Linked DNA regions of Homo sapiens: regions 1 and 2 are each linked to region 3. A link is a loop called in an ENCODE intact Hi-C map of the cell type or tissue named here. Cell type or tissue: PC-3. All regions are shown on one strand. Each heading gives the region's core, and the rest is flanking DNA. Links, peaks and the distances in the headings are about the cores only. Region 1 has its middle 120 kb from the start of LINC01894. Region 2 holds the start of LOC124904270 (a long non-coding RNA gene). Region 3 overlaps ZNF521 (zinc finger protein 521).

Region 1 (10,653 bases), core at 3,734-8,733, 380 kb before region 3:
TTGGCGACCTCAAGTCTCAGAAATGATGCTGTGAAAGTGAAAGGGGTTGATCAGGGGTCAGGGGGAGACTTGGAGCCAGAAACCAGGTCACAAGGAAGGAGGGGGCGGCCAGACTTCCAAGAAGAGGTTTTGAGAAACTAGCTAGAGGGAGCGGGTGTGAATTAAGATTCCTGGAAGGAGGTCATGGGAGGCTAAGGGGGAAAGAAAGAGAAAACTAAGTTAGTATCAACCCTGCCCTTCCCGAGATTTTGATTGTTCTCTCAGTGCCTATACAGACAGAGAAATGCAGGCTTAAAGAAATGGAGATTGCATTAGGGAAATTCAATTTGCCAAGACAAAAAGAAGTTCATTCAGATGAAAAGGGGTTAGGATTTGGTGAGGGGAAAGCCCTTTTGTTTTGTTTAGAAGAGTTTGTTTTTTTGTTTTTGTTTTTGTTTTTTAATAAAGTGTATATTAACTTGCCCTATTTTCCAACTTGCTTGTGAAGCCAAGTGAGTCAACTGTATTCTTATATGTTTTGCCAAAAAACATTATTATTCTATTAGAAGTTAAAGGCAAACACTACTACAAACCTGTAATTACTTAAATCTTGAATTTATTGCTCTCCATCTATTTTCCTTAATCTAACTGCTTCTATAACAATAAGCCATTATTGTTGTTGTTGTTGTTTTAGAGATAGTGTCTCGCTCTGTCACCCAGGCTGGAGTGCAGTGGCACTAACATACCTCACTGTAACCTTGAACTCTGGGGCTCAAGGGATCCTCTGGCCTCAGCCTCCCACGTAGCTGGGACTACAGGCATGTGCCACCACACCTGGAGAAAAGTTTTTAATTTTTTTAAATTAATTTTTTAGCTTTTTGTAGGAAGGAGGTCTTGCTATGTTGCCCAGGCTGGTCTTGAATTACTGGCCTCAAGCGATCCTCCCACCTCGACCTCCCAGAACACTGGGATTAAAAGCATGAGCATAAGAAGCCATTTTGAGGGCAAGCAATACTACTGAGAATAGATATTTGTTGAAAACCAGTTGTATGCCTAGCACTGCATTTGTAACAATAATACTAACCAGTGCCTATATAGCACATCTATCTATCTATCTATCTATCTATCTATCTATCTATCTATCCATCTATCTACCTATCATCATATATCTATGCTAGGTGCCAGGCTTATTTTATGAGGTCTACATGTAATATTAACCCCATGACAACCCTATAATATAGGTACTATTTTTACCTGCTCTTTACAGATGAGAAAACCATGGCTCAGTGAAGTTAATGACTTGCCCCAAAATTATGTAGCTAGCGAGTGACAGAACCAGTGTTTCGGTCAGACTGCTGGGTTTCAGAGTCTGGGCTGCCAACCATGACACTCATTTCTTTTCATGGTAATTTCATGCCTTTCAAAGTAGGTAGTGTTATCATCATTCCCAGATAAAGAGATTGAGATTCAGAGATTAAATAATTTAACCAAGATTGCCTAGTAAGTGGGAAAGCCAGAATTCAAATCCAAGCCTATTGGAATCCCATCTTGGAGGGAGAGCAGTAGCTGAAATGCTTTAGACCTGTGCGTTTTAAACTTTAACGTACACACAGATTGCCTGGGGATCTTGTTAAATGCAGGTTATGATTCCATAGGTCTAGAGTGGGGCCTAATATTCTGCATTTCCAACAAGCTACCAGTTGATATTGATGTTGCTGTACCATAGGACAACACTTTGCAAAGTAAGGCTTTAAGAGCTAGGAGCCATAAAACAGAAGGTGTTTCTAAGCTGTTCCCCCATCCTTGCTCTGGTGAACATGGAGGTGGCAAATTTAGCTTGGGATTCTGCAGTTTAAAATAAACTCACTATTTTCTTTCCTTAATCATCATATACTGCCATTGAGATTCAGGGAGTTTCTTTCATAAGTGTAACCACTTATACTCTTTTTGATTTAAAAAAAAACCATGTCATTATTAGATTCATCCTAAATGTCACCACTTTCTTCATAAAATATCTCTTTAAATTTCTTTTACATACATGCATTCCCCTTCGATTTGCACTTATGTCCTTTTGTTCTGATCTACCTAATAAACTCAAACTGATCATCAACCAAAAATTTATGACATGTTGAATTTAATACTTCATTCAGATTGTTTCCTAATCACCTACTTTTAGAACTAAATCTGGAATCCAATTTTGTCCATTTCTCTTCAATCAGAAGATCCTTCATTTGGTTAGTTATCTTGAATTTCCTGTGGAATTTGTACCCTCCAACTTATGTCTGTCTTTCTTTTCTCTATAAACACCATAACTAGATTCTGAACCTCAAATCTATATGTCAACTGTGGCCTACCCAACCCCCTAGAAGGCAATAGAACAATATCTTGGAATTTATGATTTATGCCAAGCCCCCTTGTCAGCCTCACTTCTACTGCCAACTGAGCTGAAAATTGAAATTCTGGTTCAGTCTGTAGAGTCAGACTCTGTTCTTCTGTTGTGTTAACTAATTCATTGCTAACCTTAGCTGCAGTGTTGTGCTTACTCAAGAGCATCTCATACTAAAGACTTTAAATGTCATTTACAATCTCTTTATTCCTTTCCCTCATTGATCAAACTTATCCAGAGCAACAATTATTTCCTTCTGGGTGCTAATTTTTTCCTCCATTTCATGGCACTTTCAAACAAAGCTTGCAGGCACACTGCAATCCTTCATTAACTGAAAACATGCAAAGTGCACAAGCCCTTCCAATGGAAAGTGCAATGCAAAAGCCAAATGAGGTAAATTGCATTACTTGACCGGCCCTGGGACAGTTTAAAGAGTGTTACATATTAATACGCTGCCAAGTCTCAAGATGATGGGAAGATTCTCATCAGAACCCAAGGCAGTTATTGAAGAGGAGACCACCCCTGCTGCACACAAATGCAGTCTTGCTGATAATCACTGATGGACTTATGATGAAAAATAATAAAAAATATTGTTCAATGGGGGAAAAATGATAGAAGAGGTCAACCAGGGTCACCATGGCTAGGCATCCCCTCAACTAATTTCTAATTAATACATTCATGATCTTTGTTTATAGCCACTCATTTCATTTTATCATCATGCCTAGTATATGTGTAACTGTTTGTATTTGAAATTATTACCCTTGCTATATTGTGTACCTTACTATATTCTGTCACCTAGAAATTCTGTCTCACCATAATTTATTTCTCTGGCCGTAATATGTTTGAATTACAGTTATCCTAGGGAGTTTCTTTTGGTTATGCCTACAGAGGTGGAGCAGCAGTACGGGAAGACAATTGCAGACAAAAGTCACAGCTTTTAAAAATCCATCCACGGTATTAAGAAAGGAGTTCCTGGCCAGGCGCTGTGGCTCACGCCTGTAATCCCAGCACTTTGGGAGGCCGAGGCGGGCAGATCACGAGGTCAGGAGATGGAGACCATCTTGGCTAACACGGTGAAACCCCGTCTCTACTAAAAATACAAACAATTAGCCGGGCGTGGTGGCAGGCGCCTGTAGTCTCAGCTATTCGGGAGGCTGAGGCAGGAGAATGGCATGAACCCGGGAGACGAAGCTTGCAGTGAGCCGAGATTGCACCACTGCACTCCAGCCTGGGTGACAAAGGGAGACCCTGTCTCAAAAAAAAAAAAAAAAATGTTCCTGGAATAATTTTGAGTCACTCTGTGCCTCGTTCCTGACTCCTGCCTTCCATAGCTGTAATGTCTTCAGTTCCTGACTCAGCTTTTCCCTGGACTTTGGAATTCTGATTGCCCTTGGAACAGTTTTTTTTTTTTTTTTTTTTTTTTTTTTTTGAGATGGAGTCTCACTCTGTCGCCAGGCTGGAGTGCAGTGGCGCGATCTCAGCTCACTGCAACCTCCGCCTCCTGGGTCCAAGTGATTCTCCTGCCTCAGTCTTCCAAGTAGCTGGGACTACAGGCATGTGCCACCACACCCGGCTAATTTTTGTATTTTTAGTACAGATGAGGTTTCACCGTGTTGGCCAGAATGGTCTCAATCTCATGACCTCGTGATCCGCCTGCCTCGATCTCCGAAAGTGCTGGGATTGCAGGCCTAAGCCACAGCGCCTGGCCATCCTTGGAACAGTTTTGCCCCTTATTGGGAACTCCCAAAACTAATTGCTCAGCTCACTGCCCAAGGGGCTGACTTTTCTGGATTGCAGAGCACACATGATCGTGTAGCCCTCACAATTGAATGTTCATGTCCCTGGACTTTGGCTCTGTCCAGGCTCCGTGATCACACTGGGTGCAACAATTTGGTTATTTTAAAAATGGAAAGTACCCCCAAAACTTTAAGGTTAGGTTGACTTCTACAATATCAATTCATCTTCATTTAGGAAATGTCTGCTAAGTTGTCTTACCATGTTAAGACTAATCTTGAACCAGACGTGGGGGCTCACGCCTTAATCCCAGCACTTTGGGAGGCAGAGGCGGGCAGATGTCTTGAGCTCAGGAGTTTGAGACCATCCTGGCCATCACGGTGAAATTCCGTCACTACAAAAATACAAAAATTAGCCGAGTGTGGTGGAACGTCCCTGGAGTCCCAGCTACTCTGGAGGCTGAGGTGGGAGGATCGCTTGAACTAGGGAGGCAGAGGTTGCAGTGAGCCAAAATTGCACCACTGCACTCCAGCCTGGGTGACAGAGTGAGACCCTATTCCCCCAACCAAAAAAAGACTAATCTTGTTTGGGTGCATCTTGCCTGCTGGAGTTGTCTGAGTGACCACCAGCATTGCCCTCAGCCCTCTGAATGACTGATTCACATCACCGTTCTGCTCTTCTGCATATGCAAACCTCAGGAAGGAGTCCCAACGTGGGGAACTAAAGACGCATTAAATGCCTTCATGGGGTCAGGGAAGAGTGGCCAACGTTAATGTGCTCAGGTCCCTGCTCTTTTTTCACGCCTCTTCTCTATTGTGCTGCAAGCATCATGTCTGCAGGAATGTGTTGTGACCAGAATACACAATACAGATCCCACAGCATGTGACTGACAGCGTTATTTAGTCAGTGGTCCAAAAAGAACCCTAGCCAACATCTCTAGAGCCCAGGAAAGCCATGAGATCCTGGAGGCAATTATTACAATCAGTGTGTTCCTCCCTCCTGTAGATGACAGTAAAAATGGTATTTAGAAAACACCTTGGCTGTTGCTTCTGAATTGAGAAAGCCCCTCTACAGATATCTCAAAGGGGCTGTGAACTCTGCCCCAAATATCCCTCTGCCCCTCTCACCAGAACCTGTTAAGTTCTCCATGTCTCCAAGTTCAGCAGTGACAGGAGAGTGGTGCATCCCTATTGTCACCTTTTGACTGATTCTTTTGTCTACAGAAGGCCTTCTATGAACTGGGATAGTTTGCAAGATGCTGTTTTCTTCACCAAGATGGGTGATGATGGTTAAACTCACAGATGGACATCCAGGCAATGTTCCTCACTGGGGAGACATATAGGCAAACACATTAATGTATATATTTAATTGGGTTATAATCTATTGACCATAGATACTAAGGCACTGAGCAAGCAATTAACAAAACAACTTTGACTAAATATAGTTAGCACTAAATATAGTTGGTTAATTGGTATTTAATATGCTTATTAAATGTCAATTAAGTATCTTTAGCAATGAATTGGTACCTAATTAACTTACTATAGCTATCCTGTTACTTGACATTTGAACAGCTAAATATTCTTTACAAGTTTAATGTTTTAATAAGAAACAAATTATCTATGTATTGCTCATGAATTTTTCAGTTAGTTTAATGGGATTTAAATATATCTCCCAACTTGGATTCATGCTTTTCTTATAATCAACGTATAGTTTACATTTCAGATTTCTTTTAAACTTGGAGGGCTGATTATGTGAGAGAAAAAAGCTATAGAAGTAGCTTATAAGAAGTGTTCTAATGTTGTTTCTACCGGACAATCTGTGTTTATCTTAGACATATTATTTCACCGCATCAGAGGCTCAATTTCCTCATCTGCTATGTGGCATTAAGAATAAATGTTGGAATTGTTGAAAACCCAAATTCTATAAAACACATGCAAGCACTTAAATAAGCAAGATATTTTCTTAAAAATAATGATGAAAAATTCTTAGGAAGCTTTAGTGTGTAATCATTATAATAACTAAATCTTCATGTACAAAACCTTAAGATAATTTATTATTGGAATAGAAATCCAATGGCCTCATTTTCTGAGTTGTCCCGAAATAATATAAACTTGCTTTTATTAAATCCCCGGTTGGGAGGGGCATCTGAGCTGTGAGGTGCCTGGGTTGCTCTTCCAAACACACATGCCTTTCTCTTTATCTCATCATCTCTTTATTGGCTCTTACTCACGATCCCGTTTACTTTATTAGTTTGAGAGTGTAGCAAACTGTTGGTCTTTTAGCCAGAAATTGTTGGCCTGTGACTATGGCTCTATCATCTCAGATATGTTATATTTAAAATTTTTTATTTACTTAGTTTATGGTCTTAACTGACCTCTGTGTTAATTCCTCTATTTACTTGTACTCAATGGCTTCTTGATGATTCATCATCTTAGCAGCTTTTCTCAGGGCTGTTGGTAGCATGCAGCAATGAAAGCATTTTGTCTGCATTTACGTTCACTTGTTTACATCTTCTTCACTACATAAACAAGGGCTCTTTTATTAAACCCTTGCAATAATTTTAGTGCCAATTATCCTATCTTGGCTCACTACACCAGTCTTCACACTCATCAAACATTTGCTTTACTTAAGCTATAACTATGATAAATTAAAAAAAAGAAGTACTTGGTGTCTCTCCCTCAGCCTTTGTTGTTGGGTCTTTCCTAAATGATTTCATGGCTTGTACTTATTCTATTTTTCAAAGTCTTTATGGTTTCAAACTATGGCCATTATTACTGACTAATTTATAGAGGTTGCAGTCAGCCTTGTCCTAGCGGCTTAACCCAGTTTTGTTTCCAGGGGCAATATACATTGTTGAAGTTAATTGTTCCCTAACCACTTTTTCCATATGGCAGAGTGAGTCTCTCTGTAATAGCTTTGGAATGATTTATCCAACGTGTGTCATTATACCTTGGATATTGCTTGGGAAGTCTCTTGAATCTTTGTTGGGCCATAACGTATTTCCAAGTAGATATGTTGAAACTGCTACCTTAAACCCACCAATTGCCTTAATTTTGTTGCCTGCATTAAGATCAGTTTGTAATATTTTCTCCACAAGTGAATTAAATGTTATTATCCTTATTATCATTATTGATGCTATCATTGTACAGGTGCAAAAATATTTCTATTTCCACTGTTTCTGAATCTTCCTCTATGGATCTACGGTTAGTGATTAGTACTATATTAATCATTCATTAACATATTTGGAGTTCCCTATTCATGCTGGAAACTAGTACAGGCTTTCAGTAAAGTTAGAAGCGACAGAGGATTGTGTGCTACCTCAATAGGCTTAGACAGTGTAGTACAGTGTTTAAAACCAGGCTCAAAAGAGAGAGATACAGTCTCTCACCTCCACTCCACTAGTGGTGGGAACCTGGAAAGGTGTCTCCTAGCTGTGATTTCTGCCTCTACATAGGAGAGAAAAAAATAGTACTTACTATATAGGGCTGGTAAGGATTATAGGGGGTGGTGTGCTTAAGGTATCAAGTATGACACCTTGCAAATGACAAGCTCTCAATAAAAGGTCAACTATTATTGACCAACATTAAACAATATTAAGTGTGATTTAAGCAGATAGAAGAACAAGAAGACACTTTAAAAAAATATCTATGGCTTTATTAACATCCAAGGAAAAAGATAATAAATGACAGTGAGGCCAGATGCTGGGTGCATAGATCATGAAAACATTAGCCACCAAAGCACCTGACTGCTTTACTGACACTTCCTTAGTCAACTGCAGAAGAGCAAAAAGAAAAAAAATAATTTATTTCCCTATCTCTGTATAATGAACTCTCTTGGCTGCATTGTTTGAAACAGTGAAGAAGTTTTGGTATTTGCAGCATACTTCATGGTTTGAAAATGTTGATATATATGTATTCTAACTTGATTATGTCAGGCCAGTAGAACAAAGACATTCCAATTTCCATGTCAAGGTGATAACTGGATTATTTAGGTGTCAAAAGTACAAAATGTGTATTAAACCTCTCTCTGCCTTGGTGTAATGATATTCTGTATGGGAGACGTATACACAATAGTCCTGTACAAGTCAAACAAATAAGCGTGATCTGCACCAGGGCAATGGAGTGGGACAAGCGCTTATGAATCAGACACTTAACATTCAAAGAGAGACGGGCTCACTAAAGCTGACTGCTAAGATGGAGTCTTTAAAATGTGCTTAACTGCATGTGTCAGTTCATTCACGAAGGTTTTTACATTAAAAAAGAGAGCTACTTTATGAAACCAGCTATCAAGTAGAATCTACACCACTTCATCACGTTTCACTCTGAGTTTATAGCAGAAAAACACACACACACATAGAGACACACACACACATGCATGCACACACAATCCATCCTGGGAGTAACATTAAAGCAATTCAGTCACTGAGTGTTGAGCATCTGTTGTGGCCAGGCAGGCACTGTGCTAGGCTCTGGGGAGCCACGGATGAAGAAGACAAGGAGCTTGTGATCTAACAATGGAAACAGAGGCTTATGTTTATTTCTTCCCACAGTGATCCATGCAATACCAAACAAGGGGCTTTGGGAACACAGAGGACGTAGTAAGAAATTCTGCTATGTGGTGGGTGAGGGATACAAAGAGAGAGGGGAACATATTGGTAAAGAATGTATACAATTCTGTCTTTTAAAACTTAATGCTATTTATATTTCTAAATATATGAAATTTCAAAACCAATACCTGTGGAATTGAAACCTTCAGTATAGTCTGCCACATGTGCCAGCATATCTGTCATAATGCCACCAAAAGTGATTATAGGTTACAGTGAAGATTAAAATAAGATAGAACCGCATTGAAAAGTCATTTTGACAAAACTCTACTTCTCTCTTCATATTGGTTGGTTGTTCAATCAAAATGAGCAGTTATTTTGGTGTTAAATGAAGAAAGATATTTGCAACTGAGAAAATTACCTGGTATCACATGCTTGTTATAATATTAACTAACTTCTCACCACCTCTCAGAAAATTTAATTAGCATTGACATGAATTGACAAGCTCTCGCCCTAAATCTGCTTCCATTAAAAAATAATTACATTTATTAGTGTTATTGAACACATAGTTTATCCAATACAATCCTTCTGACTTCCTGAAGCTTGTCGGGTACCTGAGCTACTGCAATGGCATGCCTACTCAGCTATCCGTTTCCAAATGTTTCCCATTGTAACCATTCACTACACTGCCTTTGGGGTATGCTTTCCTTCCAAAAGACGGATCCATTCATATCACCTCCTTGCTTCAGAACCTTCTGTGATTCCTGATGTCTAATAGAATAAAGCCTAGATGTGTTATCCTGGCATTCAAGACAATTCATGTTTTGATATCAACCTAACTTTCCTGTCTCAAGTTCTGCCAATCTCAGTGATGCACTCCTGTCACCACTAACTACTTACTGTCCTTTGAGCCCTTTACTGTTCTTGCCCCTCTAGCCACCCATGCTTGTTGACTTGCTTCTTTATGGGAAAGCCCTCTTGTCTCATTTTCTGCTGCTATGTGACCTTACACTTTAAGACCCAGCTAAATTGTTACATTTGGGACATTTTTTCTGACCCTCCCTCTCAAAAGTTAATTGGATATGACCTTAACATGGTGCACATATTTCTGTAGAAGCTCATGTACATATCTCTCTCGAAGCAGGTATTCCTTCTTTGTGTTGCAGTTATGCATTTGTGGACATCTCTCTCTCTCCTTAATTAGAATCACCTTATACATCTCAAGAATAGGGACAATGTTATTCATTTTTATATACTCAGAGCCTATCAGGTTCCTCAGGTTTTCTTCTATAAATAAACATTATATAGTCCAGCATCATTATCCTTACGTCACAAAAGAGGGATCCATGCTCAGAGAGGTTAGCGAACTTGGCTGAGGTCATACAAGTCCTGAACCCTTGGCCACACTTCACAGTGTCAACTGTTCACCATCATGTCTACAGATTTAAGGTTTTCTAGGAGTGCTCCTTTATCATCTGATTGACTTTTTTTCACATAGTACACAATTGTAGGCATTCTGTTAGTTTGTTAGGGCCACCATAACAAAGCACCATAGACAGGATGACTTAATTAAAAGGTATTTATTTCCTCACAGTTCTGGAGGCTGGAAGTCCAAGATCAAAGTGTCCGAAGGTTATTTTTTTTTTCTGAGGCCTCTCTCCTTGGCTTATAGATGTAGATGGTCATTTTCTCCCTGTTTCCCCACATGGTCTTCCTCTTGTGTGTGTCTATGTCCTAATCTCTTCTTTTTATAAGGACACCAGTCACACTGTATTTAGGTCCACCTTAACAACCTCATTTTAACTTAATTATCTCCTTAAAGACTCTGTCTCCAAATACAGTCACATTCTGAGGTACTGGAGATTCAAACTTCAACAGATAAATTTTGGGGGCACGCAATTCAGCCCATAACAGATACCTCATTTATGCCAGGCATCACGGTAAATGCTAAACTGAGCAATCTTTGAGGCTGACCCTACCGATGTTCATAAAGTTGGTAACAAATCACGTA
Region 2 (10,653 bases), core at 3,343-8,342, 51 kb before region 3:
GCGTGTGTGTAAAGAAGAAAAGAAACCCCTGAATAGTCACTGGTCTGATTTCATACTGAAACTCTGTCAAAATGTGGTGAAGAGGGAGGTTTTCTTTTTTTCCTTAATAGACATAAGTCAATTCCCTAGTGCATTTTTATCGAGTAATTATTCTCGCAACTCAGACCATGTGTCCACACCTTGCTGCAAAACTGCACTTAAGAAGAGCACCTCTGGTATGTACCTGGTAGAAACATTGGTGATTTCCCTTTCACAAATGTCCCTGGCCAACAGCCTGAGACCAGCACATCCAGAAAGATGTGTGGCGGTTGCTTGACACTGAGATTGCACACAAACATAGGTGCCACAGGAGCAAATGCAAATGACTTGAGTAAAGAAGGAATTTAAAGTTACACCTCATTGGGTCATCTGTAGATCTTGTTTTCCATCAGGTGACATAATCCTTCCTCTACATTGATTGAAATGTAAAACAAAATCTGCAAAAACACTATATACCCTCTTAACAAAAGGAGTAAGAGGCTTTTCAGATAGTCCCTAATCCCCCTTCCTCTATTAAATGTCTAGTTGAGATTATTTTTTGATTAGACAAAAAAAAAAAACCACACACAGATACACAACCTAAAAATACCTACCCTCAATGGAGGTATTTTAGCTAACAAAATAATGCAGCCTGCATCATTTGAAAGACTAAATAGCACATTGGAATTCTAAAAAGGGGTATCTTAGCCTTTGTGACTCCCTTGGTTTTTGCATTCTCTCTAGATACTAACAGCACAAATAGGGTGTAAGGACTTGGATGCATGGTCAACAAATAAAACAATTAAATGGATGCTACTCATTTGTTTAGGCCTCAAGTGCAAGAGAATTACATATTTTTATTATTAAAAATGGCATGAATATTAAATAACTAGACCCTCTGTGAAAAGGAATGGAATGTGCTTCTCTGATGAAAGGTGAATTGTTAAATGCTCAGGTCCCAAGAGGTAAGTGTCTTATTAATCCACTATAAGGTAGAAGGGAAAAAGCCTTGGGAAAGCACTAATGATGCAAGGAATATAAAATAAATACAAATAGGAATGATATAAAGCAATTTAAAAAGAAGACAAAACAAACTGATTAATGTTTATAGGCAAAATGATACTAAAATTGGAAAATCAAAAAGTCCTGTTATGCTGAACATTCAATTGAAATTCTAAATGTGCAAAAGAGTATTAACATTGTGGTGAAAATATATTCAACATATTCATCTATGTACTGGGACAAATAATAAATCCAGAAACAAAAGTAAGTTTACATTGAATAGAACTAATGAGAAGCATGACCACAAAATTTCACTGAATTTCCCATAAACTGCAGACTTCTAAGAACTGCCTTCATTCAAGCCTATCTAAAAGTGCAGCATGAGGTAGAATCATGAATGACTGCCACCAACACAGTCTACTCAAGAAATAAAGAGACGGGAAATATTAACATTTATCATTTGGCAGGAATTCATTTTTTCTAAGCTGCTCCTCTCCTCTAAAAAGCTGTTTTAAAAGTTTATATAAGGTATTTTTTACAATCTCAAACAGAAGGGAATTGCAAGGAAACATTTGAATCTCTCCTACATTTTGCCATTATCTTCTAATCACTCACTAAAGCTGTCAACGCTATTGTCACATTGAAGGATATACTATTTAATATATGAGAAATCACGAATAATATTAATACTTAAATCTGGAAAATACAGAGATGAATTGATCAATATTTTAGCTGTTATGTATAAGTTCCATTTTGCACAAATAAGCTCTTAGTCATTTATAAGCAACAACCCCCCAGAAGACCTATCATTTGAAAACTATAAAGCACATCCTATTGAAAAATTATCAATCAATTTTCCAACATGCTTTTGAATTTATCTTCATTAATTTATATAAGAAAAATTGAAGTTTTGTTATAGCTTTAATGATCAGAAATGACAGGGGAACAACCTTCCACTAAGCATTCTTAGAATATTTCTAATTAGTATACAATCAAACTTATTCCCCCCTGAAAACAAGTTCATAGTCTAAACTGTTGAATTTTCTTTCCTGTCTTACAGAGTTTCATAGTAGGAGAGTATGAGGTTAATTTGACTTTTTAAATATTATAATTATTTATGGTATTATGAAATACCATGAAGTGAGTATGAAATAGAAAACTCATAGTATAAAAAACATAAATGAGTAACAAAAATAGCATAAAGTAATAGCAATTGTCATTGTACTAGTAGAAAAATGATCTGCTTGATAAAGTTTAACTGGCTGGTAAAACGTTTAGTGTTATTACTAAATGCTTATCAAATTAAAAAACATAGGCAGTAATCCATGAGGAATTAAGAAATAATGGGACAATATGAATAAGTTAAAAAAATATCCTTTTGGTTTTAGGCCATGTGATAAATGCAAAATCCTAAAAACAATGGCCTGGAGTAATTTCAGAAATCTTTCCCCAAACTACTTTTATTAAAATCTATGGAAAATTTGGTGGGGAATAAAAAATGATCACTGAATTCTTTACATGATCTTTATGATCATGATTATTTCCAGGCTGTTGAAACCATACATATAAAACTATTTTATGGCTATTTAAATTATTTATGTTTCCCTATCACAAAAACTCGCTACTTTAGATTTTGATACAAAGATGCTTAAGCAACGCACAACAGTGCCATTACCATAATAACTTCTGAAATTAAAACCTGTCTAAAACTCTATGGAAAGCTAACATCCAGTTCATTAACCATTCCTGTTAGTTTTCAATAATGCAAAAATGATTAGAAGTTTAATTTGTTAATCACCTGTGTTTTGACTGGCAGTAGATATATAATCCTCTGCAGAAGTCTAAACTAGCCCTTGCAGAAAATAAAATGTGCTAACACCTTATCAGGACTAATAACAGAAATTAAAAAAAAAATCAATCATGCCGAGGAAAAACAATGATGGTTGAACAATTAATTCATCTTTAACTCTGTTTAATGGTGATATACACAAGCAGAAGAAACATCTATCTGTAATAAGGTTTAGAGTGTCACTCACCAATCATGTGATTTGCAACATGAACCTGAATATCCCATTCATTGTAGAAAACCATCTGACACTTGATGCATTGATAGGTCTTCTTCTGAGAAAACAAGTATAAACAGAGTTACTTAGACACATGGACTTTTAATTGTTTCTTTGTTTAAAAAACATTTTTCTGAGATGCTGATCTTACCTATGTTGCTAAGGAACAAACTAAACTACAGGGCCCCTTGGCCCAAGTTCTACGAATTCCTTACTTAGACCTTATGGCTTGATCCCAACACTATATTTTCATTTGCAGACATTTAGAAGAAACAGAAGCACATAATTATGGCATAATATATTTTTAAAGATCCCTAAACTCAAAAACAGAAGGTTTTTAAAACCAGAAGTATTACAGAAATACAGTTTAAAAAAACATGCGTATTAAAAAAAAATCTACAGAGTTTCAGAAACCAGTGTCTTTGAAGATCAGGCACAATTTCATTCTGACCAACATAACTGGGGTGTTGCTTCTAGATATCCATAAGTAATACGGCTAATAAGTTAAGATTCATGGATGCTAGCTAAAATATTTAGAGATATAATTTTTGGCTAAAGTCTACAATTTAAATGATGTTTTAGAAGTTGCTAAGCATTAGTATTTAAATATGTACCTCATCCTATAAAGAAATAATATCATAATGAACATTCTAACACTATTTTATCATTTTACACAACAGCCCTGTGAAGTAGAGCAAGATTTTTATTATAATTCTTATAGCATAAATGAAGAAACTGAGGTCCAGAGAAATAGAAAGATTTGCCTGATGTCATGGTGCTGTACAGCTGGGAAGAGAAATACTTTTGATTCTAAATGCTAGTAGGCTCTCTGATTTCTGAATCATAAAGCAGCCATTATAATTTTACATCTTTATTACTGAGTCCCAGTACCTATTAGATGAACTCAATAAATAGAGTATTAGCTGTGTTTTCCAGAACACATACTTACATAAATTCCTTTTTGATGAAACTTAATATTTGTAATTAAAAACCATGTTGGAAGACAAAATAAACCATTATGAAAATAATCCATTTTTAAAATTTCCCAAACATGAGAAAATTACATTTGTAAAATCACATAAATGACATTTTCTTATAAGCGTTTTTTACAGAATTATCGTTTCATTTGAAATCATATAAAATTGTTTTACTGATGGTATTAATAAGGAAATACCAGCCTGTAAGTTACAATCAATTTTAAGGAACTGAAGTTCTTTAGAACTGAACAAAACCAAAGTTAAGCACAAACATTTAGCATAATTCAAGATTTAAAATTATAAATGCCATTAATATAAATTTTTCCTAATTATTGTAATTTAACATAATATTTTCTTCTGCAACAGTGGCCAATATTCCTTGTAAACTACGGAAGTACAGGCATATTTCCATTGGAAGCTGTCTAAATCATCTGACGGTCTTTGTACATTAGGCATATTGCGAACTGAATGTGCTGAATCTAAATCTAACACGGACTTCAAACACCCTGACAATCACCAAGGAAGATTGACTACACCGAGCTGTTTACAAGATGCTTTTGATGGTGACATATAGAGCAACATGTGTTACGTAAGTAACATCTATCCCTTTTTTAACACTATTTCCCTTTAGAACTAGTTAGAAAATATTTCTTACTCCCTGATGACCTACATTATATATTGTTTATTAGCATACTTCTAGCATTATTCCTGATATGTGACCTTGCTGAAAAACAAAGAAACATAAACTTAATGGCTAGTCTTTTCTCTTGTTAGCACAGTAAAACATACAATATGTCGAAAACTGTCTCCAAAAATGATGACTGATGAATATGTTGGCAGAATATACTAGGGCTTTTTTTTCCCCAGTCTAATAATAAAGAATAAAATCACTTGAAAAGCCAAAATAATAAAATGCCAGCACTTACTACTATCTTCAAAATGAACTGACACATGTAAGTTTTCTTTTATCATTGAATGAAAATGCTTTTGCCACTACTGATAATTCAAACATTAATTCTCTCCACTCATAAAACAGTGTCTAAAATACTATGTTATATTTTTTATTAACAAAGCCATATTCTTATCTATAAGCTCCTAAAGTTACGGCTAGATAAGAATTTACTGTGATCAAAAACAATGAACCGTGATTTTAAAATACTGAAGCTTGAACTCTACTTCACCATATTTTTCACATTTCCCAAATACAAAGCAATGATATGCAAATTGGGATGTGTTAAGGGTTTTCTTTTTAAAGCCATGATGTAAAATTCATTTTTACCCTTAATTTTTAAAACGTTGATGTTAAATGACCTTTAAAGCATATCTCATTATAATTATAGATTATTCGCAAAATATTTGAGAGATCCCTGCACACCTGTACACCATCTTTAAGTAAAGGGATTATAACCTCTGAACAGTGTCAGCCTTGGGGAACTCATTCCCTTGGAGGTAAATTTATTCCACCTCTGTGTGGCTAAAATTATGAGAGAATTCTTCCTAATTCTAGACCCAAATCTGTTTTTCTGCCACTTTCACCCATTGGCCCTAACTCTAAGCTCTGGTGCTACAAAGAAGAGGTTGAATCCATTGTCTAATATGACAATTACATTAGCCCCTTTTCAGACTGAACATAGGGGCACAATGTAAGAAATACTTGGAATTACCTCCCTTCCTGGTTACCTATCTCCAGGTCAATGTTTTAAGAAATAGAACCCCAAATGAAGTGCCATACTCCAGGTATGATCTGACCCTTGCAGAGTACATGAGGATTGTCATCTCCCTTAGGACAATTACTTACATTTATATAAAAGACAACAAAAAAAGTCAAGTGAGATAATTTCTTTTAAAAGCAGATAAAAGTAGAAACAGAACTTCCATTGTTTGGGCCCCAGATTGGCCTTTATCAACGCTTAAGTTGTCAATTTACTTGAAATGCTAATTTAGTACATTTTTAAAAGAGACTTTTTTTTTCATTAGCCTTTTTAAATGTGCTACTTGGGAGTGGGATTGTCATTTCCTGATTGTTCTCTTTTGTTTTCTGATACTGATAGATGTAATTATCAAGGATACAACTTTTTCCTAGCACCTCATTATTTTTGATTGATTTTGAGAACAATTTAAATGTGCCTTTTTGACATTCTTGTTTTCAGTTACACTCTGGTTAAGGTACTCAGAGACTTTTTAAAAAGAACATCTCATAAATTAAAAAAATGATTAGAGATGCTTAATAATATATAGTTTTAAAAAATTATTCTGATTAACCCTATTCCCCTCCATTCCATCCATTAGGACTCAGACTTCACATTTAGTCTTACCAAATTTTAAAAAGTAATTTAAAATAATAATTATTAAAACTTATACTTTGTAGAAATCAAACTGCTTTGATTTCTTTTACCAAAATACTGAATAGATTAAAAAAAATCAGTGCATAGTAATCCTCAAAAACAGAAAAGAAAAAAAATTAAGTTGTTACCATGTGAGGTGACTATTACATCAATTTCTTTTTCTGAAAATTGGCAATGAAAGGGTCAGAAGCACCTTGCTTTTTTAAGGAGGAAGTGTAGGTCGTGCCTATTTGATGAGTGAAAGCTTTTCTTTATAGAAGAATGACAGCAGAAGGGATGACAAAATTAGATATTCACCATTTTGCAATGCCAAATAAAATGGTTCAGGATAATCATTAATGGATGCTGAAACTAGTAGAAGACAGGTTATTCTGAGATACTCAAATTCCATCCTTTGATCATTGCAAAGCAAAAGATATATCTTTACATTTAGCTGATGGTAATTACTCTAACCAGACTATTTAGCTTAATATCACTAAGAATGGAAATGACGTGACATTGTGTACCTCTTAATGAGTTGCAATATGAAGTATACATCACCAATATAGTATCTTATCTAAAATGTGTACTTGAATCTAATTAAGTCTTTAGGCCTAACAATCCAGTTTTCAGTAAATACAGGCATAGGGGAACAAATATTACTATGAGAAAAAAATGCAAATCTAGAATATTCTTTCAGAGAAATGGCCTGTTGTCTTTGAAAAGAGGAACAACTATTACTATGAGGGGGAAAAAAAACCCTCAAATCCAGAATATTCTTCAAAAGAAATGGCCTATTGTCATGGGAAAAAAAAAGTGAACAGATGAAAGAGACTGAAAAAGACTTGAGCAAATGTAATGTGTGGATCCTGATTTGGGGGGAGGGGGTGGAAACAGCTATAAGAAGGCTTTTGAGGCAATTGAGAATAATTTAGATATCAATCTGACTATCAGCTGATTATTAGATGCTATCGGGATGTTATTGTTACCTTTTTTAGATGTGATAATGGTATTGGGGTCATGTGGGTAAACATTCTTTTTGGTAGGAGATGCATACTGAGTATTTAGGGATGAAATATTTGCAATTTACTTTCAAAAGTTTCAAGAAAAAAACATATATAATCATATATAAGTAAATGGCTACATGTTAACCATCATAAAATCTAGGTGTATACATGAACATTTTCATAAAAACTGGAAAAAATGAACAGGATAATTCATAACATGTAGTTTTTAGAAGCTCAACCTAACCTGATTAACCCCATCTCCACTATTCACTTTAGACTCCTTCACTTGATATGCACCAAAAATAATTTGTGCTTAGTTGTTTTAAGTAGCTTTGCAAACATTTTGGTATTTGTTTGTGAAGTTTTTGTTTTTGTTTTTTACATAAATCTAATATATAAACTCTAAGAAGTCAGGAACCATAGCTCACATAATTTTATAAACTGTTTCATACTTTAGTCTATAAAGAACTTGTATGTAAAAAAAAAATCCCTTGAAACAGTCCTGTTAAGAGTAGATAAAGGAGGGATTATTATCCTCATTTATAGATTAATTAAGTGACTTGGCTAAAGTCATACAGGTATAACCAAGCCAGGATTCTACTGTCTTTCACACACTGGATTTTAACACAGTTTATATTCTGGTCATTTGCAGGTAAATTTACAATTACATTTTAGGTGCATTTCAAAAGGAGGTTTTCCATATAATTAAGTAGTGCTTTGGTCTTTGACAATGCCAGGAATGGTAGGAAAAGTAACTTACGAGAGCGAAGGAACTGTCGGTAGCCACGTTAGCCTTAGGCTCCCAGTCCCAGACTCTTGACTAAGATTCATAGGATAGAATTGGCTCTTAATTCCTTTAGTCTATTTCAAGATTTTCCCTTTGTCCTCAGTGTTCTGCAGTTTTCTTTTTTTTTTTGGCCATGTTTCAAACTGTACCTTTACGTGTATTTGTCTTGCTCAATACAAAAATAATAATTTCAATTTGAGATCTCACTTATGTACTCAATTCTTAAAATTTTCAGTGATTAAAATCACTCAGTTATTAAGTCTATCTAAGACACTCTCCATTCACTTCTATCAGAATCCTTATTAGACACAGATTGGAGCCTCTCAGTCTATCCTCCATGTATTTTAACTGCCCTTTCATTCATATTTTAAGAATCTATTTGTCTTCTTATGTTCTAATCTAGATCATCTTCTCTGTACTCTTACAAAACACTGATTCTCTCTTCACAGCTGACCAGTCTAGAGTTTATCCTATCTAGCAAAGCTTTTATTTAAAATGACTATTTTTCATTTCCAACATTTCTAGTTTTAAACGTTCAAGTGCTTTTGTTTTACTTCTGCTTGGATTTGCTTCATAATTTGTCACTCTTTTCAGTGGAAATCATATCTTCATTTATCTTTCTGAGCTTCTAAACATGCTTATTTCAAAGTCTTTGTCAGACTGTTCAAAATAATTATTTTCTTCTTTTTTTTCTGCTTTACTAGTGTTTGATTCATTCACATACTTTGGAATCTTGGTTGAAAGCCCATTTGTAGTGATTTTTTTTTTTTCTATGTGCTCATTTCTCCCTTTCTAGTAGTTTCGCCATTGGTTCTACTAGGGCATCCCAGGCTACTGTACCAGAGCTGGGTCTCAGAGGGGCATTTGCTGCCTATCTGCTGTGCTGCAGGGATAGAGAGACATTGCAAGGTAAATCACAGAGGCAACACATGGGTAATTCAGTTTTATGTCACAAAACCGTGTCTTCCTTCCTACTCCTTCAATCCTCCAGGTAAAAATCCTAGTTCCTGGTAGTGGTCAACAGAATTACTTTTTCCCAGTCTCTTGCTGTGAACAAGAAATTTCCTCCCAGGCCCTGCTTCAAATAGTGGATCTGGATTTGTTCCATAGGGATTAAACCCTAATTACCACTTTCTATTGCTGGAAAATGTTCAGCAGACCCCTGGCTTTAGCCTTAATAACCATGTGGTTTTCTTATTTGGTTTCTGGATCTCAAAGACGAAGAACTGTTTTGGACTTGACTAAGTCCATTTGTTTTTCTATCTTTATATTTTATCAATCATTGCTATATGTTTGGAACATCAAAGCCAAAGTTACAGAGCCATTTTTCCAGGATGTCCCATAGCTCTCAGCTCCCTCTATTTCAAGGCTTTTAAGGAAGGACGAGTGTCAGATTTGGTCACAACCCTGAAATCAGGATGTTGTACAATGATGCTGTAAAGTACTCATTCCAAATATATCCAGCAGTCTTAGTAGGAGAGAATCTCTAGATTTTCTTTCTGTAATACTAACTTGCTGTATAGTTAGTTGTGTGACAAATCATTAAATGACCCTGAGTTTCCTTCTCTGCAAATGAAAAAATAATAAAACCTACATCTTAGAGTCGATATGAAAAGTAAGTGAGAATTATATAAAAGTGCTTGGTACCATGCCTACCACGTAGCACACCTGCACTAAACAGTAATTTTTAATGCTTACTTATTTACTAAAGGTACTATTTACTGCCTGTATTACTCTTTATTTGACAGGTTATTATGGGGATGGAATAAAATATGATATAAACTGTCTGTTGTCAAAGGTGAGTAGTTTTCACCCTTTTAAGTGAACTTTGGAACCACATTAAAATTTCTTTCAACTCGAATCCACTAATTTAAATTTCATGACAATTAACAAGGGTTAAACAAATGTTTATTAAATATAGCTTTAAAAATTAGTTGGCCCTCCATATTTGTGGATTTCGCATCTGCAATCAACCTCTGGTTGAAAAATTTGAAAAAATAAAAAATAATACTACAATACCATAAGAATAATCAAATAAAAAACCAATACATTATGACAGCTATTTACATAGCGCTTATATTATATTCAGTATCACAAGTAATCTAGAGATCATTTAAAGTATATGAGAGCATGTACATGTTTTTATAAAGAACTTCAGCATCCGCAGGGCATCCCGGAACCAATCCCCCATGGATACCAAGAGACGACTAATAACACAAATAAAATCACAAGTTGGTGACAAGGTTGGGTGAATGGGAAGAGAGAAGCGGTTAAGAATGTGTAAAAAGGTTTAAGTTAGCTAGGAGGAAAAAGCTGTTTTCAAGGACTATAGCAATATACATTACCATCCCAAGAATGAATATATTAATCGCAAATGCAATATATATTTAAGAGCAGTAGCACCAGTATTTTGTTGGCAAGCAAATGGATACTACATGTGAGTGAAAGTAATAAGCCAGCAGCTTTCCACAAATG
Region 3 (10,653 bases), core at 3,122-8,121:
ACTGATTAATACTGTTACTATATGGCACATCCAAGTGGGCACTAAGTGTCTTGTTTTCATAAATTTTTTAAAATTATTGAAATAAGTTCTAATTAATGTAACTTGGTCTTAAGTCTAGAGAACTTCACTGTAATGTAAAATTGAGGACTTGATGTTTTTTGGGGGGAGGGGTTTTCTCAATACCAAAATACTTAGAAAAAGCAAATGAAAACAGAGCACATTGATTCATAGCATTTTTAAACTCAGCTCTGTGATGATATGAATCTATTGTTCAACCGCATAAATTCACTGGCTTCAGAACACCAAACTTACATGTGACACAGACAAATGAACCACCAACACCTTCACCTTCTCACTCTCCCCAAGCTGAGTCCTTGCCATAGTCCACTGAGAAACTCCAAGACTACCTTCCTTCCAATAGTGGTAAGTAAGGAAATCATAGCCATCCTGCTCCACCAGATGCAGGTCCAGGGGACCCCACCATACACCAGCAGTTTTTACTCTGCCAGTGCAGAAGTTCTCCTGGTTTCAACTTTCCCAGAGACATTCTAACACACAAGCTGTGTATGCATGTGCACACACACACACACACACACACACACACACTCTCACCCTTTATACCACCCCACATCCAAAGATCAGAGTTCCTTTAAGAGCCACTGTACTTATAGCTACTTCCCCCACAGCAGTCCTTGCTTTCAGGAAGCCTAAGACCTCACAGAGACTCTGACCACTAAAACTTCAGCTTCCCCAGTCTGCCACTCCTCCTGTTCTAGAGGAGCCAGAAAAGGTGCTATTCCCAGTGCTCAAGAAATGTAGGAAAAGGGACCCAGAGTCTTTGTTCTGGAAGTGAATCCTGGGGAAATGCAAGTCTCATTTCCTTAATGAAAACTCAGAATTCAAATTCTCATCTAAACAGTGCTTACAACTTACTGTTGTTCCAGCGGTCTCTAACACAAACCAGAGGTATCTTTATGTGAACTGCAAAAGGCAATCCCCTCTAAGAGGAGAAATTCCAAAAGGTACTCTCCTCACAGATGACTTTTTTAAGTGTCTCTTCTGCTGGTCGTGACTGCAAGCACTGCTGTTAGGTTTCTGTCTCCTCACCCCATTGCTGGGGATGTTTGTGCAGTTCACAAACTGCATAGCTGCATTCTGTGGCCCTGTTCTACCAACCTTATATATTTAAATATATTTGTGGGCTAGCCTTAAAATGTAATTCCCACTTACTGCACTGCTCCATTGGAAAATGTGTGGTGAATTCCAAGAAACCAGCTTATTAAATTAACTTTTGGGAGATAATCTATTTATAAGCTGGGAACTGCCTGCATTTTAACTGGTGGTTTTGAAAATAGAGGAAAACAAATGAATCAACTTTGCTATAGCAAATTTTCATTGATCTCATTTTTGCAAGGTTGTTTAGCCTCAGCATTCCTGTTCTGAGGAAGAGAGTTTTAAAAATCCCATTAATTTTGTTGTGAGTCATCAATGAATACTTTTTAGAATGCATAATTTTTTGACTACACATCTTTGAATTCGTCCTTTTTATTAATAAACTATGTTTTAGGTTGGCTGTAGGTTCACAGCAAAATTGAGCAGAAAGTACAGGGATTTCCCATATAGCCATGCCTGGACACATGCATAGTCTCCCCTATTATCGACATCCCCCACCAGAATGGTACATTTGCTACAACTGATGAACCTCCATTGACACATCATTATCACCCAAACACTCATATGCTTTTTAGTCTAAGCTTCATGCGTTCACTTTGCAGCTAGGTGGATGATGCAAGACAGGGAAGAAGGTGGCTTACTTGAGACAAAACAGTCCCAATTGCTTTTGTAACTTGTATTCAAGTTTATTCATTCATTATTTTACCCATTTGTTCATCAAACGGGCATTTTGCTAGGCACTGGGATCAAAGGTGTATGAAATGTGATTCTTCACCCACTCTTGGTTTTTTGTAAATATGTACAGAAGTATTTAAAATGTACATATTACATTTTTAAAATGCTTGTGCTCTGCTGGGCGTGGTGGCTCACACCTGTAATCTCAGCACTTTGGGAGGCTGAGGCAAGAGGATGGCTCGAGGCCTGGAGTTCAGGACTAGCCTGAGCAACATAGTGAGACCCATCTCTACAAAAAATTTAAAAATTAGCCAGATGTGATGGTACATGCCTGTTGTCCCAGCTACTCAGAAGGCTGAGGCAAGAGGATTGCTTGAGCCCACGAGTTTGAGGTTACTGTGAGTGCCACTGCATTCCAGCCTGGGTGACAGAGTGAGACCCTTCTCTTAAAAAAAGAAAGAAAACAGCCAAACATGCTAACCGATTGCGCCACAGGAACATCACACACAAGGGCCTGTAGTGGGGTGGGAGGAGGGGGGAGGGATGCGTTAGGAGACATACCTAATGTAAATGACGAGTTAATGGGTGCAGCACATCAACATGGCACATGTATACATATGTAACAAACCTGCACGTTGTGCACATGTACCCTAGAGCTTAAAGTATAATAAATAAATAAATAAAGTAAAAAAAAAGAAAGTCTTATGATCTTTATGAAAAAAAGCTTTAAAATAGCTATAAATGAGTTTGTTGCTCAAAAGCTATTACACTTCATATTTTGTGAATATTCATAATGTAGAAGGTCCCTTTGTTTCAGTGCGTATAACACCACAATCAATTGTAGGGATAGATTAACTTTCTAAAATAGACAAGAATCATTCTCTTATATAGATTTCTTTTTTGTTTGATCCTATTTTCCTTTTTCCCCCATCCAACTAATCTGTTCACTATATTTTATATTGTTGTAGGCAAAGACTTATCAAAACCCCAAAATGTAGCTACTATTGTTAAGACTATTCAGTTACTGCTTTGGGCTCTTTGGCATCATTCTTCTTTCCACCACCCTCCACCCTCTCTTAAAGTAACATTTTGCTTTCTGGTGAATTTTCCAGTCTTATCTGTGGGTTTGCTAACATTGCTAATATGTTACCTTAGAGCCAATTTAATGTGAGCATTGATTTCCTTTCCCCACCTAAGAGAGGATTCAGTTCAATTATTATTGATGTTTTCTCTCTTCCCTTTGTCACCTCTCTTGCCCAAAATCTTGACCATAGTCTTTACTTGGGCTGTGGTCACATGACCTTGTATTTGCCAACCCACAGAAGGGGTTCCATAGTGCTTCTCATCCTAAGGACTCTCCTGCTTGACAACACCCATTCCCAGACTAGTTGTTTTTACCTAATATTCCATTGGAACAAAGATAATTTTGAAGCCCACTGAATGAACTAGTGAATACATTTTCAGGTGTGTTCTAGCTACCACCCCAGTCCTGCTCTTCTGATGCAGTCATCAATTCCATAATGATATTCTGATGACCCATTTATGGATGAGACCCAGAAGAGGCACAGCAGATACAAAGTTGACCAAGACACAATACATGGTTACAATGAATAGTTCACTGACTAATGAATGGGAGAGGCACACATGTAAACATATGATCACAAGGCAAGGAAATCAGGAATGTTAATAGACCCCTCTACAGAAATGTTGTGGGTGTTCTGTGGAAGAAGCACGAAAACAATCTTGTCGAACATATAATAGCCACCAAGGATGTGTTCTTTGAGTTGAACCTTAAAGAATAAGCAGGAGTTTTCCAGGCAGGAAAACAATAGTATGTACAAATGCAAACATTTGTGATCAGGGAATCAATGGTGTAAAATGACTACAAAGAGGAACTTGACCTTGGCTGCACATTAAAACTGCCTGGAGATCTTTTTAAAATATTGATGCTTCTACTCCACTCCTAGAAATTCTTATCGCATTGGACTAGAGGTGAAGTTTAGATTAGTATTTTTTTGAAGTTTCTCAGGCAACACTACAGCCAGGTTCAAGTGCCACTGGACTAGAACATAGAATTTGTGAGAGGAAGTAGAGCCCGATCATGATGGCTTATGGCCCCAAGTTTATTTGCAGGCAGCAGAGACAGAGCTGTTGAAGGATTTCAATCAGCAGAGATGGTTTTCACCAGAGCCCTTTGGAGTAGGAGGGACTGGATGAAGTCTAGAGGCAGGGAGTCCATTTATAAGGCTATGGCAATGGTCCAGTGAGAGGCAAAAAAACCTAAAGTGAAGGAGTATCCCAGTGACAGAGTGAAGGAAATGCATTCATTTGTTTAGAAAAATAGATCCAAAAGACTCAGTGACTAATTATATATGATGAGGGAAGGAGAAATGCCTGTAATGTCTCTTCCTCCCAAATTCCTGCCATTTGTCACACTATTAGTCACTATATGGTTGGTTTACTGCAAATATTTGCAAGAAGACTATTAGGATAAAAATCATAGTTTTGAATCCAAATGTCAGAAACAACAGGACTCAATACCAATGTTACAGATTGCTTTTCTACTTAAAGTCAGCTATCTTGACACCACACACACACACACGTCTGATAGGAAGGTTAAAAGAAGACTCTATTTTGGCTGGGTTAGAACAAAGTAGGCACCCTTATAAAAAAGGAGTTTGACATGTATGTCCCACAGACTCTAGGTCAGCAACAACACCTCTGAATCTGAAATACAACGTTATACACCAATGGAGCTTTACCCAGGAAGAACATCTGCAAAAATGACAACAGAATATTGAAGCAAGAATGATTCTACATGCTAACCTGCCTTTCGGCCTGCCTCTCCTGGAAAAGACTTGGCAACACTGAATGTATATTATGATGTTATCATTTATGCAGTGGCAGTCTTAAAACGTAAACTTCTTCATCATGACATTTAGGCAAAGATAACCTTATGGTTTTCTAAATAACACGAGTTAGCATATTAATTTGAAAAGCTATATTGATATTTACAACAATCCTCTTATCCTGTGTACTTTTCTAGCTTTATTTAAAGAACTTTATCTTTATCTAGATAAAGAACCTTTACACACCTTTCCCACTTACTTAATTAGTCATTAATAACAGTGTAAATATGTAAGACCTTGCAGGCACTGGCATATGCACACAAATTTCCTTCTGTCAGACAGGGATACAACTACAAGTGCGCACTTATTTAAAAACTCAAGTACTGAGCACTATTATAATCACCTACTAAATGCTGAGAACCTACTAAATGCTAAACTAATCTATTTTAAGAGAGGTTAACAAACTACGGCTTATAGGCCAAATGCTCTTGCTTTTGTAAATAAAGTTTTACTGGAACACAGCCATTCTTATTCATTCACATATTGAATATGAGTTGTTCAATGCAGCAGAGTTGACTGGTTGTGACAGAAACCATATGGCTCACAGAACCTCAAATATTTACTATGCTGACTTCCATAATAAAATTTTGACAATCCTTGAATTACAGCATTGTCTTATATATTAACAACCCTCTCTCACATAGCAAGAATAAATATTTATGGTACCATACCTCTTTACTTTCTTTTTTTTTTTTTTGATACAGAGTCTCGCTCTGTCACCCAGGCTGGAGTGCAGTGGTGCAATCTCGGCTCACTGCTCGGCTCACTGCAAGCTCCGCCTCCTGGGTTCATGCCATTCTCCTGCCTCAGCCTCCAGAGTAACTGGGACTACAGGTGCCCGCCACCATGCCCGGCTAATATTTTTTGTATTTTTAGTAGAGACAGGGTTTCACTGTGTTAGCCAGGATGGTCTCCATCTCCTGACCTCGTGATTCACCCACCTCAGCCTCCCTAAGTGCTGGGATTACAGGCTTGAGCCACCACGCCGGGCCTTTACTTTCTTTCTTTTTTTTTTTTAAGACAGTCTTGTTCTGTCACCCAGGTTGGAGGGCAGTGGCACGATCTTGGCTCACTGCAGCCTCTGCCTCCTGGGTTCAAGTGATTCTCCTGCTTCAGCCTCCCAAGTAACTGGGATTACAGGCGCATGCCACCATGCCCAGCTAATTTTTGTGCCTTTAGTAGAGATGGGGTTTTGCCATGTTGGCCAGGCTGATCTCGAACTCCTGACCTCAAGTGATCTGCTCACCTCACACTCCCGAAGTGCTGGGATTACAAGCCTGAGCCACCATTCCTGGTCTTCTTTACTTTCTATCTCTGTTGTCTTTGCTAAAATAAAAGAATTGTACTCTGCCTAAAATTTACTAAAATATTACACTTGCAGGGGACAGAGGCTGAAAGCTGACAATCATACTCTGAAATAACCAATATTTTAACATTACATAAATTTAACTCTGCTAATGACTGTGAAATAATTTTTCTTTTATTTTGTTTTGAGACCAAGTCTCGCTCTGTCGCCCTGGCTGGAGTGCTGTGGCGCAATCTCGGCTAACTGCAAACTCCACCTCCCAGGTTCAGGCCATTCACCAGCCTCAGCATCGGGAGTAGCTGGGACTACAGGTGCCCGCCACCACTCCCGGCTAATTTTTTTGTATTTTTAGTAGAGACGGGGTTTCATCGTATTAGCCAGGATGGTCTCGATCTCCTGACATTGTGATCCACCAATGAAAAATGTAAAATCATTTTTCATTTGTCCATTGCCCTTCAAGTTACATAATCTCACACTCTTTCCTATTAAGCAAGGCTGTTTTTAGAATCTGTTTTATATTACTTAGCTGTCTGGGACTGGGTGGCTAAAAAGAGCCATCCCTCAGCTTTCAGCAATTATCCAATACCAGATACAAAAATTATCATCAGCAACTTGTTTGCCATATTTACTGTGGAATAGATCTGAAGTAAGCTATTTTTCCTTAGTTTTGGTCCTTCTTTAAAACTGTCATATTTTAAACTGGTCAGAATTTGTTCCTTTTACTCCCATAAGAATGACTGCAATATGCATGAATTTCTGCCTTCAGCAAGACTGTAATAATCTTTCACCTATTGGCCTTAGAGATTAATGTCTGTATGGGTGCCAGATTCTTCAGAAACTAGCTGCCAAATGTGTTATCTTCCAAATAGTGAACTCCGATGTTATCATTCCCTTTTGAAAAATGCCCGAGAATTTAGGAAGCCATCCTGTTGATATATGAATTATACACATTTTACAGGCTTTGGCTTCGATTTCCCTCAAACACAATAATTTCCATGGTCTTTTCCAACATATCATTTAGCCATCTTGAAATTTAAAATGTCTCATGTAAAAATCATGTCTCTCCATTTGGTTAAAAAATGATTGTGAGGGTAAGAGATTCTTAAGTGATTCATTCTTCAGTGAAAAGTTAAGAAAAATATATTCAAAGTGAAAATATATTCCATGAGATGTTAAATTTTAGATTTGCAAGTATCCATATATATGTTTGACATCATGTAAACGAAACACTCAAATAACTGAGGTTTGTCTTTCTTCCACTTGGGTTTTCTAAAATAAAATGACAAATATTATTTCCCATGTAAGCCTTTAAAAGGACCTACCTGTTCTCAAAACTACAGATCTTAATTCTCTGCTGCAGTTCTGCAGGGAGAAAATGCCGATTTGCTATATACTATCAGGATATCAGGAATAACAATGCTTGGTGGTCAAAATGAAACAACAGCATTCGATGGAACTGGCTTTTCTTTTTCCCTTCTCATTTCTATTTGCCAAACTGCCTGCTCTGCTTTTTATGTAAAACTGCAGATGTCTTCTTATTAATCAAGATTCTAATACATTCCAGATGAATAAACAACTTCGGTACTACAGCACGTACCATTCTCCTTAAACCCAGGATTTATTAGAATTGCCCATTCCAAGATCTCTTAACTTTAAAAAGATGGTTTATTCTTCCTATTTCTACAGCAGGGGCCTAATAAATGCACTGAAACTATGACTTTGTCCCTTTGCAATACAATACTCAAAGAGATTTCCAGCCCTACAGTGTAACATTATCCAAATCCTTTGAAACCCTAAGTAGTTTGCTCAAACTCAATCATCCATATACAGAAATCATAGACAATCAATACAAATGCAATATGTTAGTGATGACATTAGAGAAACAATGTCCCAGAACCCTCTGCAGTATGCACCACTACATTCAGCATCCACTATACAGGCCAACGTGGCAGCCGCAACATAAAGCTCTAATTAAAAAGCACTCTTCGGTGAACAGCTAAATATTTTGATTTTGAACCTTTCCTTATACAAGGAATAATTCAGGGAAAATTATCTACACACATGGTATTGATTAACTCAGGGCTGTGATTTCTCTGATTTCACACTGGTGATAGTTCAATGGGAGTTTACCATGTAATTTACCCAATCAAAATATGTTCAAGTACTGATATTTAAAAATTAAATTCTGCTCCACAATCATTATTTTATGTATTTCTACTTGTACCGTTTTCAAGCTAAAGGAAAATAGATCTTTCTCTATGTAATCAAAAAGAAACAGGACAGGGAAGTAATAATAAGGTGTAAAAGCACATATTATAGCAATGTATGTGGCTAATAGCTTTTGTATAGCATTAGCACCCCTCTTACTGCTCCCAGTTTACTAATGTTCTTACTAATACTGGACTCCTAAGGGCGGTTCTATAAATAAGACATTTATATAGAAAACTAGGAAAATATGAAAGGTTATAATATTAACATACCAAACTCATTTTTAATTAAAGAAATAAAAAAGCCCAGTCTTTAGGGGGTTTGGGAAAATAAGGTAGTCAAATGAGACCAATTAACTTCATTAGCTTCTGCAAATACCTAGTTTTCTAACACATACCTATTTTTCCATCTGCTCCACAGTTAAATGTGTCTACAAATTAACATTTTATTTATGATTCAGGTTCTGATTCATAAACACTATGCACATATTCTACAAAAATCTAATACTTCACGGAAAAATACAGAGGACTACATTGCAACTTATTTACCTTTTTTTTTTTCTTGAACAAAGCAATCCAGATCATAAAATACCATAGGCTAGGAAATCAGCTACACACTTTCTATTTCCTTCTGTTTTTAACACAAGGTATTTTCCCTGGATATATCTGAAGAAGTTAAAATTGCTGCCTTTTCTGTGTCCTCCTTTTTTATTCTCATCTCATAGTAAATGGCAAAGGAGTTTCTTATTCAGTATCTTATAAAGTTCTCCCCTCTCTGGCCTGACATTCACATTAACTTCAAACCCCATAGCGCATCCATAATGTGCTAGAAATGCTTTATATCTGAGTTTTAAATGCTGTGCAAGTGCCTGTGCTTTCTACTGGCTTATACAGGAGAGCAAAGCTTTCAAAATATGTTGCAGGGATAAACAAAAATCAGCATGGTTAAAGGGTGTATGCTAATTCCATTTTAAGTACTTATAAAAACCTTATCCATAAGGCAAACCAACTTCCTTCACGCAGTAGTTACTACCATTCAACTGAGAATACAGGCACTTTTACAAATGGATTCAAGAGTTATTTAATTTCACTTTAACTTCTGTAAGTAACTCTTTATCCCTTGCTGACATGCCATTTTATTATTTTATTATTTACAGCAGTACTTGTTCATAAATCAAATCCATACACCTCTTAAGATAATAGCAAAACACAAAAAAGCAAAAAAGAATTTTCCTTTTGAATCCAAAAATTCCAAGAATATGTGTTTCTACAAATTATACTGTTGGTCCCTGGCACAAGCCCTTTCTGACTGGGCACCAGACCCTTAACCCCTGAAGTACAAATCACTACGGTATTTCCATTTATTTGCACTGCCACATTCCTGGGACATTACTGATCTTGAAGGGAAGCCTGTCACATTCAGGAAAATTTAGGGGAAACAATTGGGAGTTTAAAAGAATTAGACTCATTATATTTTTGTGACTTATACTAACTACTTTTACCTTCTATGTAGCAAACTTGAATATATTTATTCTATTTGATCTCCTTCAAAAAAGTTGGGGTGCTCAAAGTGGTGTATATATTTGGGATTTTAAATTTTTTGAATAAAAAAGACTCCATATTTCATGAGGAAAAGACATGGTTCCATTTAGATTTTGTGCTTCAAAAAATGTATTTGCTGATATACAATGGAGCTGTCATAAGTCAAAGTTAAATGAGAGGCAGCATTTGGATAATAAAAAATATGGTTAATAAGAAATGATCAGCATGTAATTTGCTCAGGTCCTCTGGAGAAATACAGATATAAATTGGAAATCAGTATTAAGGGCACTGTACAACACAGTATTGGTTTGAACTATACCTCCAAAGGGTTCAATAGCAGATGTGGGGGGGAACTATTTGCAAGCACCTTACACTTCTCTTGGATAATTTTTACACATGATATGAACTCAAATCCTTGCCCAACTCTTCAGTTACTCTGACTATGCAGTAATCTTACTTGGCATGAACAAGGTCTGATGCTGTCACAGAGAAAAGTACAATTTTACAGCGGGAAGCAGCATCAGAAACCAACTTGTCCAGCACATTGTTATTCAGCCCAGAGAAATTAAGTTCTTTGCCTAAAGTCCTAAAATAGTAATGAAGTCTTTTCATTTTGGGTTCTAGGCTCTATATCAACTTCACCAGCATATATGGATACTGGGGAATAATTGTGGGACAGTAAAGGCTGGCTGCACCATGCAATAAAAATCAATGAAGCAAGGTAAATGCATACAAAAGATGTATTCACTGGTATATACTTATTTTGTCTTACAGGTAGAAGCATGTACACTATCTAAGTTAACACATTTCAGTGCCATCTTGATAGGGCCAAACTACATCA

What was found. Peaks named below come from ENCODE experiments on the same cell type or tissue, not always from the same donor. Only the 100,000 strongest peaks of a DNase experiment are listed, where the experiment ranks them.
Region 1: it touches region 3 in a loop (9-fold over the local background); 10 of 110 quality-filtered maps call a loop at or near these places.
Region 2: it touches region 3 in a loop (5-fold over the local background); 3 of 110 quality-filtered maps call a loop at or near these places.

The regions. Positions count from the first base shown.
Region 1 is chr18:24,862,555-24,873,207 of GRCh38, forward strand. No RefSeq gene overlaps it. Among named protein-coding and RNA genes, the nearest start is that of LINC01894, 120 kb to the right of the region's middle. RefSeq lists an enhancer at 1-482 and a silencer at 4,320-4,501. In PC-3, for the core only: no CTCF peak of the experiment used is centred there; a DNase peak (open chromatin) is centred at 6,387; H3K4me3 peaks cover 662 bases; H3K27ac peaks cover 1,495 bases.
Region 2 is chr18:25,192,104-25,202,756 of GRCh38, forward strand. ZNF521 (zinc finger protein 521) reads right to left here. Exons shown (of 8, transcript NM_015461.3): 5 at 3,057-3,141. LOC124904270 (a long non-coding RNA gene) reads left to right here and starts at 4,536. Exons shown (of 2, transcript XR_007066318.1): 1 at 4,536-4,649. RefSeq lists a silencer at 4,448-4,648. In PC-3, for the core only: no CTCF peak of the experiment used is centred there; no DNase peak of the experiment used is centred there; H3K27me3 peaks cover 1,730 bases.
Region 3 is chr18:25,243,708-25,254,360 of GRCh38, forward strand. All of the region lies in intron 3 of ZNF521 (zinc finger protein 521), which reads right to left. LOC105372031 (a long non-coding RNA gene) reads left to right here. Exons shown (of 4, transcript XR_001753378.3): 2 at 10,437-10,533. Among named protein-coding and RNA genes, the nearest start is that of ZNF521, 100 kb to the right of the region's middle. In PC-3, for the core only: no CTCF peak of the experiment used is centred there; DNase peaks (open chromatin) are centred at 4,234 and 5,284; H3K4me3 peaks cover 866 bases; H3K27ac peaks cover 2,379 bases.